2 separate regions of the Homo sapiens genome follow, and region 1 is linked to region 2. Evidence: read pairs that join two places in POLR2A ChIA-PET (ENCODE). Cell type or tissue: A673. All regions are shown on one strand.

The links. Peaks named below come from ENCODE experiments on the same cell type or tissue, not always from the same donor. Only the 100,000 strongest peaks of a DNase experiment are listed, where the experiment ranks them.
Region 1: POLR2A ChIA-PET joins it to region 2 with 7 read pairs; 7 of 35 experiments call an interaction of 5 or more read pairs at or near these places.

Annotation. Positions count from the first base shown.
Region 1 is chr16:50,091,789-50,096,788 of GRCh38, reverse strand. It overlaps HEATR3 (HEAT repeat containing 3), which reads right to left. Exons shown (of 15, transcript NM_182922.4): 12 at 1,996-2,084. Among named protein-coding and RNA genes, the nearest start is that of HEATR3-AS1, 28 kb to the right of the region's middle. In A673, no CTCF peak of the experiment used is centred here; a DNase peak (open chromatin) is centred at 3,028; H3K27ac peaks cover 681 bases.
Region 2 is chr16:50,200,519-50,205,518 of GRCh38, reverse strand. The region is part of intron 1 of TENT4B (terminal nucleotidyltransferase 4B); the gene reads right to left. Among named protein-coding and RNA genes, the nearest start is that of TENT4B, 50 kb to the right of the region's middle. In A673, no CTCF peak of the experiment used is centred here; a DNase peak (open chromatin) is centred at 2,398; H3K4me3 peaks cover 612 bases; H3K27ac peaks cover 2,965 bases.

The sequences.
Region 1 (5,000 bases), 110 kb after region 2:
CTCCCTCTGTCGCCCAGGCTGGAGTGCAGTGGTGCAATCTCAGCTCACTGCAACCTCCACCTCCCAGTTCAAGCAATTCTCCCTGCCTCAGCCTTCCAAGTAGCTGGGATTACAGGTGCCTGCCACCATGCCCGGCTGATTTTTGTATTTTTTGTAGAGATAGGGTTTCGCCACGTTGGCCAGGCTGATCTTGAACTCCAGACCTTACGTGGTCCACTGGCCTTGGCCTCCCAAAGTGCTGGGATTACAGGCGTGAGCCACTGCAGCTGGCCTGAACTGTATACTTTAAATGGATAAACTGCATGGTATGTGAATCAAATCTCAGTAAAATTTTTTTTAGAGATAATAAGAGACCAAAATATCAACCAAAAGCAACACATGAACCTTGCTTAGATCCTGATTTGAACAAGCCAACTGTTAAAAGACGTTTTTTTCTTTTTCTGTTTTTTTTTTTTTTTTTTTTTGAGACGGAGTCTTGCTCTATCGCCTAGGCTGGAGTGCAGTGGCATGATCTTGGCTCACTGCAACTTCCGCCTCCCAGGTTCAAGTGATTCTCCTGCCACAGCCTCCCAAGTAGCTGGGATTATAGGAGTGCGCCACCATGCCCAGCTAACTTTTGTATTTTTAGTAGAGACGGGGTTTCACCATGTTGGCCAGGCTGGTCTTGACTTCCTGACCTCAGGTGATCTGCCCGCCTCAGCCTCCCAAAGTGCTGGGATTACAGGTGTGAGCCACCGTGCCTGGCCATGTTAAAATACATTTTTAAGGCAATCTGGGAAAACTGAACTTAGACTGCAGCTGGGAAAACTGAACTCAGAGTGCAAACCAAAGGATAATAAGAAATATCCGTTAATTTGGAGCCTTGGGGTAATGGTACTGGGGTTAAGATTTTTAAAAATTTATTTTTCTGTCAGACATGCATACTGAACTACATAATAAAATATTGATGGGTCTAATATGATTTGCTTTAAAATACTCCAGGAAACAAAAATAAGGACCCAGTGAGATGAATGAAACCATGTCACAAGAATGACAGGACGCTAATAACCTGCTGAGGCTTGGCGACGGTGCATGCAGGCTCATAGGGTTATCTCTGCTTTGGACATGGTAGCGCACACCTGTAATCCCAGCTACTTGGGAGGCTGAGGTGGGAGGATTGAATCCAGGAGACTAGCCTGGGCAACACAGTAAGACCCCGTCTCAAAAAACAAAGCAACATTATTATCTCTGCTTTTAGGAATGTTTAAAAGTCTCCTTAGTAAAAAGTAGCAAAAGTGGTAAGGCACCTATGGGAGATGAAGTGCACATGGATTGCTGTGAAGGGTCAGGAGGGCATGCTTGCAAAGTCTGTAATGAAATGTTAAAAAAAAAAAAAAAAAAAAAGCTGGGTACGGTGGTTCACGCCTGTCATCCCAGCACTTTAGGAGGCCAAGGTGGGTGGATCACTTGAGGTCAGGCATTTAAGACCAGCCTGGCCACACGGCAAAACCCCGTCTCTACTAAAAATACAAAAATTTTGTGGTGACGCATGCCTGTAATCCCATTTACTTGGGTGGCTGAGGCACGAGAATCACTTGAACCCAGGAGGCAGAGGTTGCAGTGAGCTGAGATCATGCCACTGCACTCCAGCCTGGGCGACAGAGGAAGACTCTGTCTCAAAAAAAAAAAAGATTTAAAAAAAAGACCAATGATAGAGAAATTATTTACAACATATCTATCAATTAAGTTGTATTGATTAAAAAGCACTTGTTTTGCTAGTAAGCCTATATATTAAAAAATTTAAAAAATTAAATTAAAAGCACCTGTGTGTTGCTGATGGTAGGGAGCAGAAAGATATTACTTTTTATTTTAATCACTTTTGTTTTATTTTTTACAAAGATCACATATTATTCTTGTAACAGAAATATGTATTTTTTAAAATAGTGAAGTAATGAATTTTGCCTCCATAATACACAATCTTTACAAGTTTCATACAAAAAATTTTAAAACTCTTACCTGGGAAATGTTCTTGGAGGCCATTGTTTGCAAAAGGGCCCTCAAAGCACTACTTATGGCTTCTAGAAAGTCAACATGTTTAGCAAAATCTAAAACACAAAAATGAAATATAAAATTTGCATTTCTCCAAGATAGGCTATTTTGTAGAAGCAACAAACAAAACAAAGCATGCTAAATGTTAATAAATGCTATTCTTAATAAAACAAACAAACAAAAAAAAACCCTCGATATTTAAGCCAAAATATTTAGTTAACAGCCCCCTGTACACTCTATACCTAAGTCTGAAAGATGATCGTGGTTAAAATAATCACAGCAAGGAGGTGTTCTACAGACAGTCCTTGACTTCCAGACACTGGGTTTTCATTTGACTCACACTTCAGCACATAATAAACCTAAGCTAGCTTTTGCAGACTGAATTCTGTCATTCATAGATCTCCATCAGGGTGCTGGGTAGAACTACCTTTGGTGGAGTCAGAATGCTTCCTTGCCAACCCAAGCCCACTGCTTAGCCACACACTGTTGCTTGTGCAGAGCCAGGACATGATGGCACCATCACTTTAACTGACCCAGCATCCCCTTCCCACTCCTACTCCTTATTCGCACACTTTTCTTATTGTCCCTTCTTCCCACACGGGACAAACAGAACACCAGCAGTAAGCCATTATGCTGGCACAGGCACGTGCAAGGGACAGTGAGGGTCACCCAGGGGAGTTGGCTCCTTAACCTCTTTGATGGGAAGAGATTTGCTTGGTGTGGTAGACTGTATTTTCTAAAAATGGCCATGGCAATATTTCAAGTCCTGTGTGATCTTCAAGAACCTTGCCACTTCCCATAAAGATGTGAAATCTACTTCTCCTTTCCTTAAATCAGGGTGGGACTTTGTGACTTCTTCAACCAACAGAATACAAAGTGACGGGCTAGGTCACAAAAGGCAGTATGACTTCCAGCCCTGACGCATGTGTGCATGCTCTTTTTTCTCTCGACTTCCGCCCTGGGAACCCAGCCATCCTGTTATGAGGAAGCCTGCGTCACATGAAGAGGTCACTGTGGGTGTTCTTCCTGACAACCCCTGCACCAACTGCCAGACACGTGAGTGAACAAGACTTCGGATGATTCCAGCCCATACTCTGCGAGTCTTCCAGCAGAGGCCCTAGACTAGTATTTCTCAGCCTCTGCACTACTGACATTTTGGACCAGATAATTCTTCATTTTATGTGTGCGCAGGGGTCTCCTGGGCACCGTAGGATGTGAAGGAACATTCCTGGCCTCAACCCTCTAGACACCAGTTGCAATTTCCAAGTTGTAAAACCAAAAATACCTCCAGACGTTGCCAAATGTCCCCAGGTGGGAGGTGGGAGGGGATAAGTGGCCATGGTTGAGAACCACTGGCCTAGACATTGTGGAATAGGAAAAAGCCATCTCCACTGTGCCCTGTCTAAATTCTTGACCAAAGGAAACTTCGAGAAATAATAAATGATTGTTGTTGTTGTTAAGTCACAGAGTTTTGGAATAACTTGTTACGTAGCAATAGATACACTCACTTCCTGCCCCACAGTTCCTGGGACTTATACCATTCCGATCCCCCACTTTTAGGTTACCCGGGTAGAAGAGAGGCAGCTTCTGTTCAAATTCTAATCCCGGCTGATTGTATTTTTTGGCTCTTTCATTTTCAGATATGTATTATGTACCAAAATAGGGGATTTCCCGTAATGATCACAGAATAATAGGAGAGCTTTACACACTCAGCCCTAGGATAGAGAGCTGCCTTTGACATAATTATGTGACTCCTCCTGCCTTCATTTTAGTCTTGGCTCAAATGTTACCTCCTCACAGAGGCCTTTCCACACTAACTGGCCTAGTGTAACGCCTCATATCATTCTGCTTTTACTTTTTTCTTCATAGCTAATATCACATAAAACATTTATTTATACTAGAATGCAAACTCCACGAACATATTGACCTGGCCTATCTTGTTCACGCCTGCATCCCTACCATCTAGAACAGTGTATGACATAAAGCATTCAATAAATACAAGCTAAAAGAATGACCTTGGGCCGGGCGCGGTGGCTCACGCCTGTAATCCCAGCACTTTGGGAGGCCAAGGTGGGCCGATCATGAGGTCAGGAGATCAAGACCATCCCTGGCTAACACGGTGAAACCCCGTCTCTACTAAAAATGCAAAAAAAAAAATTAGCCAGGCGTGGTGGCGGGCGCCTGTAGTCCCAGCTACTAAGGAGGCTGAGGCAGGAGAATGGCATGAACCCGGGAGGCGGAGCTTGCAGTGAGCCGAGATCGCGCCACTGCACTCCAGCCTGGGCGACAGAGCCAGACTCGTCTCAGGAAAAAAAAAAAAAAAAGAAAAAAGAAAAAAAAAAGAATGACCTGGAAGAGGTTCCTTAACCTCTCAGCTAAGGTTCCTAAATCTCAGCTTCCTCAGCAGGACAATGAAGTAACAAGGGCTGTCTCATAAAACGTGGTACCTAACAGGCACTCAAAAATCAGAGTGAAGTTGTTAATAGCCTGGACCTCCCGGGCTCAAGCAATCAGCTCCTGCCTCAGCCTCCCGAGTAGCTGGGACCACAGGCACGTGCCACCACGTCCAGCTAATTTTTCTTGTATTTGTAGAGACAGGGTCTCATCATATGTACAGGCTGGTCTCAAACTCTTGAGCTCAAGCAATCCACCCGCCTCAGCATCCCAAAGTGCTGGGATTACAGGTGTGCACCACTCCGTCCAGCCAATTTGTTGCTATTAAACTTCAAAAAGTTACCATATTGACTGCAAAGTGTATATATGATTAAAGCTCTAGGTATAGCCCTATAAAATTATGAATTTATAGATTTATGAATTGCACACAAAGAGGTGATTCAATGTCTTTACTCTCAACAACTTTGAACGATATTTTTTTTTTTTTTTTTTTGAGACAGAGTCTCGCTCTGTTGCCCAGGCTGGAGTGCAGTGGTGCGATCTTGGCTCACTGCAAGCTCCGCCTCCCAGGTTCATGC
Region 2 (5,000 bases):
GTTCCTATTTGCATTGCAAGTTTTCTGGAAGGAGAACTGTTAACAGATATTACCTTAGGGACAGGGACTTTTGCCCAGTGGAGGGCACAGGCAGGAGAGTTAGGAAGACTTTAACTTATTTTTGTATCTTTCTGTACTATTATAATTTTTTTTAAAAAATCAGCATGTATTTGTCCACTTTTGAAACAGAGATTATTGTCTGCTTGATGAGATTATAGTCCAGGAGATTTGTTGTCACCTTTATATTTTCCCATGTGAAAAATATGGTTGTGAGTATGCATGTTCCACCCACTAACCAGCCCTCTGCCCGCCCCACACAGAACAGGGTCTATATACGATACTGTTAACAGTGATCACATCCGAAGAGGGACTGGGGGGGTCATTTTAAGAAAAATGCATACATGTTAATTACCACTGTATATTTTTAAAACAAGAACTTCATCATAAAAAAATTCATTAAAGAAAACACAAAGCAGAAACACTTAAATTACTCTAATAATCTAGCCTTGCAGACACACTTCGAAAGAGGGTGATATGGGCCGGCTGTGGAAGGAGCTCAGTGGTCAGCCTGTGGGCAATACTGACAGCTGGGGACACAGAAGACCTCCAAACCCAGGAATGCAGTGACAGCACACACCAGTACATTTTGCAAAGTTTCTGCATGCCCAGTGCAGTGTGTGTGGTGAGTTTCTGCTAGTGTCTGGCCCATCCTTTCTGGGATTATTTATATACTCAAACGCGTTGCAAGGCAAATTTCTGGAAGAATACACAAAAACTGCTAGCAGGACTTTCCTCTGGGGTGGAATAGAGGTCTGAATTTGCATGATTTTGTACTGTTTGATTTTCTTCAAGCCTGCCTAGACACCAAGAGAAGCGAGTGACTCAAGGCCCTGGGGTGATGGCAGGGCAATCTGGGTGACATCTTCAGGAGACTGCAGATGGATCTTTACCAAGAAACTCATGCACACATCCAGCCTCCTCCTATACTTGCAGCTACCAGCTAGACATCCCTACAAAGATGTCACCTCGAACTAAACAAGTCCAAAACACAACTGCTTGTCATTCTCTTAAACCTATTCCTACTCCTGTGTTTTCTTCCCTGAGTTACTGTTTCCTTGAGTGGAAACTTCAGTCTTCCTTGGTTCACCTTTCTTCATCTACGGAGCCAAGAGGTTTCCAAATCCTTGTTCCCAAAACCAAAAAACAAAACACTTCCAAATCAGACCCTGCCCCTCCACCTTCCCTGACCGTGCTCTGAGTTCAAGTCTTTTTCTCTCTCAGTAGAACACTATGGCAGCCTCCAAACTGGTCTCCCTACTATGAGCCTCTCCCTTTTCCAGGCCATTGCTGCATGATTACTGAAGTCCCCTTCCTTAGCCTATCTGTGTCACTTCCAACCTCCTTATGGTAACACTGCCTACCTTTCTAGCCTCACTCCCAAGAGCTTCCGAGCCCTCTTCTACGACAGCCCCACAGAACTGGACCAGGGCACGCCTTGCTTTTTCAAGAATCACCTTCTCACTCAGCTCAAATATTAGCTCCTCTGTAAAATTCCCAGAGGCAGAATGACTTCAGAGCCTCCTGGGGGCTCCTGGAGCATGGCAGACCAGGCCTACCCGTGGCAGAGCAGTCAGGCTTACAGGCCTCCCTATTCAGACTCAACTCTTCCTGCTTCGGGCTCTGTGTGCCCAGATGCAGGACTCAACACAGAGAAGCACCTCCTTAGGGAGGGACCTTCTGTTCACAGGGGGACATCTACCCACCCCAATGTCCACAGAGTCTCAAAAGGGACATGATGTTCCTTAAAATGAGCTCCGAACCAGAATCCAAGAAAATGGATGCTCACACAGTGTGGCTGAGAACTGACAAAACCAGAAGGAGGACAATTTGACCCAAGAACTATAGATGTCCGCTGTCCTTAAAGAAGGCAATTACACCTTTCAGAATGTAGGCAAAGGAAGTCTGCATGTGCACAGAGATAGGTCGATAAGAAAATATTCACAATGAACATGTAATTTTCTTTAAAAAGCCAAGGTTTACAAGTGGAATGCCTAATGGCTTTCAATTTTAAAGTTTACACAACGTGCCTACCTTCTACAGTACTGATAACAATACAAGGTCACTTGAAAAAGGCCATGCCTAAATAGGAAGCTCTCCAGTTCCAAAGCAGAAAGACAAAAAGCCCTCTCTCTCCTCTATTTGTGGACAAGAAACTCATTCCCTCCCCTAAATAATTTGTACCATCTCCCAAGATTTAAAAAAAACAAGAGAGAAAATACAGATGATGACATACAGATTTAAATACAGAAATAAAGATTTAAAAGGAAAAAGAAGAGCCCATATATCTTACTTTTATGAATGCTGCAGGCATTTACAACAGTGAATCATGGCTAAGGAATGCCATATTTGCTATGGCAACCCTTCCTTGGTTAGGACATGAGAGTAAAAGTACAGGGAATGGATACTCGTCTATGTGTCCTAAATTACAGTTTTCATTTTTTTCTTCTTTTAAGAGGTACTCGTGCCTGCTTTCCTAGAAATTAGAGCATTCCTTTTAAATGCCACTGCCAGTTGCACTCAATTTCTGGACTACAGTTTTTTAGGCCAATGTTTCAGAAGGATGGTTTTTCAGTTGATTTCCTCTTGGTCCCTTCCCACTTTGCTGCTATGAAAAGAGATAATGAAAACCACGCGATTCTCCCCAGGCCTCTTTCTTTTGCCACCCAGCCTTACTACTACTTTCAATTGATTATAAAGAGAGAACAAGAAAAGAAATCATTACCCAAGAGTTGCTTTATCTAATTTGGGTCAAAAATTCTTTCCCCTTCCAATAAAATTTCTGAATTACCCAAACTACTCTTGAGTAGTTCTAACCAAATTTGGGCAAAGTTAGGAAGCTTAAAGAAGAACGGTTGATGGTATTCCCTAAGATCAAGGATCTTGAAACTAAAGCTTGATTAATAAATGTATTCCTCAAATGGGAAATCCTCAAATATCTGAGTGAAGAAAAAAAACAAAGCACAAATAAACAAAGTTTAATCTTTCCTTAGCTACAAGGTCCAAATGCCAATAAAAAGTTTGTTATATTCTTAAATATTAATAATGAAATATGGATGTGTTTAACCCACATAATCCCAATACCAAAACTTCATTTATGTATTCATTTGTTGTTTACCTTTAGTGGAAGGGCTGGTGTTTAAGAATAGATACTGCTCTGTTAAAAATACAACCATTTGTAACATCTTTCCCTATGTTACAGTACAGGTAAAAGAAGCACAGAACTACCAAAGGGGCACCTTACATTCAAGGACTCCTACATATGAAAATTCCAGTATCCAAAACATACTAGTGGTGATTATTTGCTCAATAAATAATTTATATTAAATAGGACAAGCTCCCACACGTATTTCAAATGTTTTAACTATTAGTAGTGGTTACTTGGATAATGAAACTGAAAACAAGACTAATTTGGAGAAAAGATATCACAACTTTCTTTTTCTGCACTGTTGAAATCTTTTGGCTAAGTGCTGGTATTTTTTTTTTTTCTTTAGGGACGATGTCTCACTATGTTGTCTAGGCTGGTCTCAAACTCCTGAGCTCAAGCAATCTGAGCACCTCAGCCTCCCAAAGTGCTAGGGTTACAGGTGTGCACCACTGTATCCAGCCCGCTTTTTTTTTTTTTTTTTTTAAATAGAGTATCCCTCTTTCACCCAGGCTGGAATACAGTGGCTCACTCCAACCTCTGCCTCCAGGGTCCAAGTGATTCTCATGTCTCAGCCTCCCCAGCAGCTGAAATTACAGGTGCGCACTACCACATCCAGCTAATTTTTGTATTTTTGGTAGAGATGGGGTTTCGCCATGTTCGCCAGGCTGGTCTTGAACTCCTGACCACAAGAGATCTACCTGCCTTGGCTTCCCAAAGTGCTGGGATTATAGGTGTGAGCCACCTCAGCCAGCCACTGCTGGCATTTTTTTTTTTCTTGAGACAGAGTCTTGCTCTATCGCCAAGGTTGGAGTGCAGTGGCGCGATCTCGGCTCACTGCAACCTCTGCCTCCCAGGTTCAATCGATTCTCATGCCTCAGCCTCCTAAGTAGCTGGGATTACTGACATGCGCCACCACGCCCAGCTAATTTTTGTATTTTTAGTAGAGACAGCGTTTCACCATGTTGGCCAGGCTGGTCTCAAACTCCTGACCTCAGGAGATCCACCTGCCTCAGCCTCCCAAAGTGCTAGGATTACAGGCGTGAGCCACCGCATCCAGCCCAGGGCTGGTATTTTTAAAAGCAAAAAAACAAAACCAAATTGATTCACAAAGAATCCATTTACATATTCACCAAAAACATAATGTGTACAAATGTAGACTGACTTTTATGAGGTCCTATATTTTTTCAAAATTAACAAATAAAAAATAAATTCTGAGCTAGGCTAAGTGGCTCAGGCCTATAATCAGCACTTTGGGAGGCTGAGGGCTGGAAGATTGCCTGAGGCCAGGAGTTCAAGACCACCTGGGTAACATGGCGAGATCCCACCTCTACAAAAAAAAACTCTTTTAAATTAGCAGGGCATGGTGGTGTGTGCCTATAGTCCCAGCTACTCGGAAGGCTGAGGCAAGAGGATTGCTTGAGGCTGGGAGAAGTTGAGGCTGCAGTGAGCCATGTTCATGCCACTGCACTCTAGCCTGGGCAACAGAGTGAGAACTTGTCTCAATAAAAAAAAAAAATAAAAAACACAAAAATAAAGCAAAAGGCAGGTATTCAAAATAGACAAAGAACTCATGATATTCAACAATAAGAAAATGAACCCATTTTTTAAAATGGGCAGAAGACCTAAACAAAGGCCTCACTAAAGAAGATACATAGATGAGAAGTAAACATATTAAAAAGATGCTCAATGTCATATATCATTGATTAAAACAAGTGAGACAGCATTATATACCTAATAGAATATTCAAAATCCAGAACACTGACAACACCAAATGCTGGTGAGGATGTGCAACAAC